Regions from separate parts of the Homo sapiens genome. Here region 1 is linked to region 2. A link is a contact called in ENCODE Hi-C or POLR2A ChIA-PET data. All regions are on one chromosome and are shown on one strand. Each heading gives the region's core, a stretch centred on a gene start or an enhancer-like site at or near the end of the contact. The rest is flanking DNA. Distances are from core to core; before and after follow the strand shown. Region 1 overlaps RHBDD1 (rhomboid domain containing 1). Region 2 has its middle 240 kb from the start of MIR5702.

Region 1 (2,700 bases), core at 113-2,612, 560 kb after region 2:
CCAGCAGCTGTGACAGCCAGCACCTGCTGAACTACCAGTTGCCAAGCTGCCAACTTCAAAGATGCTGTCTTAGTCAGTTTAGGCCACCTTAACAAAATACTACCATGGACCCGGTGGCTTAAACAACAGAAATTTATTTCTCACGGTTCTGGAGGCTAGAAGTTCCAGGTACTAATATGATCAGGTTATAGTGGGGTCCCTCTTCCTGGATTATAGATGGCTGCCTTCTCACTGTGACCTCACATTGGCAGAGAGTGCAAGCTCTGGCCTCTTCATTCCCTGATAAGTTTACCAATGCCATCACGGGGGCTCCACCCTCATGTCCTCATGTAAACCTAATTACCTCCCAAAGGCCCCACCTCCACATGCCATCACATTGAGGGTTTGGACTTCAACGTATGGATTTTGAGGGAACACAAATATTGAGTCCATGACAGCCTTCGTGACCTCTCTGAGCCTAGGCGGACCAGGCAGAACAGCAACAGCTAACGCCCTGGGGTCGTAGGCTAAGGAATTAGAAATATTCTCCTGAAAGGAACCACTGGTGCTGGAGACTTTTGCAGATTCCTAGAACTCATGGAATACTCAATTTATAAGCCCTGGTCTTGTACATTCACTCAGTGCTAGGCCAGAGAAACCCCCAAGTCAAACCAAGTTCTGAGTGTCCTTAGACAGCAGTGTGCACTCTGAACCAGGCATCAGGCACAGTCAGAATGAGAGCTAGATGGGCCTTTTATCTCACTTCCGCCCTTCTGATGCTCTCCTGGGGGTTGGGGTGGGGGAGGGGGAGGAGGGGCAGAAGCAAAGAGGAGGATTGGGGGCAAGTACAAGTGGGGGGTTTGAGTGAAAATGTGAGCCAGTAACCAGTACCACCTGATTAGGCCTAACATAGATCATTTTGAGTATTACTGCATCCAGGATTGATTGTCTTATTACCATAGATTATGTCTGTTTATCTCCTCTGATTTGGAGTTAGCATATTTAGGAGGCTCCGGATCATTCCTGCAAAGCACTCACTAACACGAGGCAGCATGCACAATAGCAGGAGGAAATTCAGGATTAGAACTGGTTAAACTATCTACATTCATATCCATATCTGTATCTATATCTCTCCCAGTGCCTTGTCAGTCTCCTCTGCTCTGGAAGAATTCTGATATGACATAGAAACTGCTAGATGCTGGCAAATAACTCCTGGGTTTCGGGCCATCTAGACAATAAACAACTCCATAATATTCAATGCAGCAGCCTCTGTAGCGCCCATCTGTTTCAAAATAACCCTAATTCTGCTTACGATGCGGAATGCTTTGTTGACTGGAATTTGTCCTAGTTTTCTTCAGCAGATTTAATGTCATAGGCCTCTGGTTCCACCTGCTGGCAGATATAAATACCAGAATGAAACTCGGGTGGATATGTTCAGTTGCAAGAAAAATCCGAGCTGTAGCTCAATGGTTCTCAAAGGCTGATGTACATCGGAGTCACCCGGGAGCTCATTAAAACTACAGCGGCCTGGGCTCTGTGGGAAGCCCACCCAATCAGCAACTATTTCTTAAACAGCCCTCCTGGTGATTCACACACCCACACCAACGTTAGCAGACCCCACTTCACCTGGAATGAGGGGTGCAGAACCCAGCAAGGTTAGGGATGATTCCAGACCACTATATCCTACTCATGCCCAAGAGTGACAAAGCCACCTTGAGATGCCCACTCCTACCTCTTCCAGTTTATCCAGGTAACTCTTAGTGGCAAAGGCCAAAGCTTTATTCCCTTGGAACTCATTTTAAAAAGAAAAAGTTCAAAGTGGAGAAAACTGATGAAAGCACTACTTATCTAAGTGGTCAAGGTTAATGTCACCAGTGATAAGTCATGTTGACAGCACGTTGATATGTGATGAGGGCATTTCACCTCTATGGTATTCTTCACCAAAACCCATAACCCCAGTCTAACCATGAGGACAAATAGCAGACAAACCAGACCGAATGAAATTCTTCACGATATCTGTCTGCTACCACTCAAGACTGTCAAGGTCATGGGGGTCAAGAAAGGACTCAGAAAGAGCCACAGACCAAAAGAGACTAAGGAGACTTGGTAACAAAATGTACTGTGGTCTCCAGGATTGGACCCCGAACAGAAAAAGGAAATTAGTGAAAAAAACTGGTGAGATCTAAATGTCTGGAATTTAGTTCAGAGGAATGTATCAATGTTGGTTTCTTAGTTTCGACAAATGTACTGTAAGATGTTAACATTTAGGGAATAGACTTGTCTGCAGTATCTTTGCAACTTTTACGTAAATTTAAAATTATTCCAAAATAAAAAGTTTATTAAAAAAATTTACAAGAAAAAAATAACCCCATCAAAAAGCAGGTAAAGGATATGAACAGATGCTTCTCAAAAGAAGACATTTATGTGGCCAAGAAGCATATGAAAAAAAGCTCATCATCACTGGTCATTAGAGAAATGCAAATCAAAACCACAATGAGATACCATCTCATGCCAGTTAGAATAGCGATCACTAAAAAGTCAGGAAACAACAGATGCTGGAGAGGATGTGGAAAATGGGAATGCTTGTACACTGTTGGTGGGAGTGTAAATTAGTTCAACCATTGTGGAAGATAGTGTGGCGATTCCTCAAGGATCTAGAACTGGAAATACCATTTGACTCAGCAATCCATTACTGGGTATATACCCAAAGGACTATAAATC
Region 2 (2,700 bases), core at 83-2,582:
TACGATCTCGGCTCACTACTACCTCTGTCTCCCAGGTTCAAGCAATTCTCATGTCTCAGCCTCCTGAGTAACTGGGATTACAGGTGTGTGCCAGCATGCCCAGCTAATTTTTGTATTTTTGTAGAGACGGGTTTCACCATGTTGGCCAAGCAGGTCTCAAACTCCTGACCTCAAGTGATCTGCCCGCCTTGGCCTCTCAAAGTGCTGAAATTACAGGCATGAGCCACTGTGACCCACCAATGTATACAAATTTTTGTCTCAAATGAATGCAAATTGCTTCTGATCCTACTTTCCCATAAGGATGGGGGAAATATCTATTCACCATATTAATAGCTTCCTATTATACATGAAGGCTGGGTTAATCTACTCTAGTAGACTAAGTGCTCTGATCAAGCAACTGTAATTGGGTTTGTTTCTTGGTATCAGGCTGCCTGAGTTGAAACTCAAACTTTATCACTAAATACTTAAGGTAAGTTATTTAACCTTTCTGGGACAATTTCTATATGCATCAAATGGAGATTATTATAGTATCTTAATTATACAGTCTTTGTGATTATTAAAATTACAAAATTTACACAAAGTAGTTAGCACTGTGCCTGGCACATAGTGATCACTAAGTAATCAACTTACATACATTCGTTTCACTACCATGGGGTTAAAAGGTAGTTTGATTTATTAAAATTCATCAAACATAGAGTTTTCTGTTATATAAAGCACTTGAAGTAAATCTGAAATACATTTAACTTAGGGTACAGTCATGCAGAAATATAAGATAGGGTTTATTTTGATAGTACCAACACTGCCATTGATCACAAATATTAATGTAATTTACAAATCAAATACATAATTATCAAAGTAGAACATTTGCTCAGTTACTCACTGGTCTAAATTTTATGCCACTTGCAATAATTATGCTATCAAGAATTTAATAATCATGCATATGGGATAGCTTCCCCAATATTTGTCTTTAACTCTAGCACAAGGACTAACTACTAACCATGCCACGATGTATGTACCCAATAGGCTTAGCAAGTTTCTCCATCTAAGATCACATCTATCAATATATTTTCCCCACTATGCTAGAAATTCGACAGTTACATGGGAAAAGAAATCATATGAAGAAAATGAAACTTCTTCTTGCTCATCACAGAAACGAGAAACTACCTCCATCATCACTTCCACAACCTCTTAACCACAAAGCAACCCTGCCCAGTCTGTGCTTCCTCCTTCTTTTTATATCACTGCGACGATCTTGGCAGGGGAAAACAAAGCAGAAACAGAACCCAGCATTTCACATTAATGTAACAGTCTTGCTACCTGCAAGACAGAGTGGGGAGGGTTGTGTGTGAGCATTACAGTCAGCCTCCCGCCCCCTGGATGATGGCATAATGCTGATCATACCCTGATGGTGAGCATGCAGCTTGCAGAGGAACCAGCTCGCTGCAACAGAGGCTTAGCGCCTAGCTGCGCTTTGAGCTGGCAGGGGCAATCTTCATATTCTGTACTGCAAAATCACAGGAAGGGCTGTTTATAAACCTGTGAAAGGAGGAATTTGATTTCAAAGGAAAAGGCTTTAGAGGAATTCCAGCTGCCTGGCACATAGTCTGTTTCTCCTGCCTTCATCCTCATGGGGCTCCTGCAGCAAGTAACACAGAAATGACCATTGTAGGGAGAAAACATTACAGAGTGTGAGAAAGAAAGAGAGAGAGAGAAAGAGAGAGATTCTTAGCAGGCAAAATAATACAGCCAATTTACCAGCAACTTCATTTGGGGCTGGTACGTGCGTTTCCTAATAAATTGCCGAATATCTAGACTTTATGTGAAGCTTATCAGATGAATATCCTTTAACCCCATTTGATTTGCAGTCCTTGAGTACTCTGCAGGTATTTCAGTGATTAATAAAGCATGCTGGTAAGGCAAAAGAAAGGTCTGTTCTGGATTTTCTAAGAGCTCTAAGTCAAACATTTTCTGCAAATTCAGACAGAACTCAATCACAGCTCCAATTCACAGTCATTAAATACCTCGTTAATGTTGTGTGATTTACCAACAAGACAAAGATCTGTCACACTGCAGTGTAACTCTTCAGCATACAGAAAAACTAGTGAAACCACTAGGGAAATTAGTTTTAATAGTAGCACATAACTGTAAATCATTCAATGGCTGGTCACAAGTTTAATCTGTTTTCCAGTTTTTCTGTTGTTTTGTTTTACAGAGCTTTGGGTACATCTGAATTATTGCCAAAATGACCATGGTTTTAAATTACACACACACACACACACACACACACACACACACACACACACACTTGAATTGAAACAAACATCAACAGATCTTACTCCCAGAAACGTGATAGACCGAGTGAGAGAGAGAGAGAGATTGAGACAGAGAGATTGAGAGAGAGAGAGAGAGAGAGATTGAGAGAGAGAAAGTACAAAGACACACTCCTGGCACTCTGTGTTTAAATAGTTTCTCCTCAACCCTCTTTTCTCAAGTGCTAGGAATATTATTTTGGAATGCTTCTGCAGGACTCCAGAGATTATTGCTGCCATATTTCAAAATCACACCTAGAATTACAATCTCTATTCCAAGCGGAGTGTGAGCCTGAGCCCTAGGAAATGCTTTGTTCTTGACATTAGTAATAGAAACCCCATTAATAAACACCTAACATGGAAGTAGTTGCAGATTTGAAAGAACTAAATA

The links. A loop is a pair of places that touch in the nucleus more often than their neighbours do. ChIA-PET counts read pairs that join two places held with the same protein, here RNA polymerase II (POLR2A). Pooled maps may share reads with other maps.
Region 1: a map of B cell shows a loop between it and region 2 (10-fold over the local background). The contact joins two enhancer-like sites. A Hi-C loop is called at or near these places in 1 of 168 maps with a recorded cell type or tissue (B cell) and 10 of 50 pooled maps. POLR2A ChIA-PET finds 5 or more read pairs at or near these places in 1 of 52 experiments (B cell).

The regions. Positions count from the first base shown.
Region 1 is chr2:226,984,154-226,986,853 of GRCh38, forward strand. The region is part of intron 8 of RHBDD1 (rhomboid domain containing 1); the gene reads left to right. It also overlaps a transcript of COL4A4 not described here. Among named protein-coding and RNA genes, the nearest start is that of RHBDD1, 150 kb to the left of the region's middle. Within about 2 kb of position 1,363, at least 5 of the 41 ENCODE cell types and tissues checked have a DNase peak (open chromatin) inside an H3K27ac peak, as active enhancers do.
Region 2 is chr2:226,422,364-226,425,063 of GRCh38, forward strand. No RefSeq gene overlaps it. Among named protein-coding and RNA genes, the nearest start is that of MIR5702, 240 kb to the right of the region's middle. Within about 2 kb of position 1,333, at least 3 of the 41 ENCODE cell types and tissues checked have a DNase peak (open chromatin) inside an H3K27ac peak, as active enhancers do.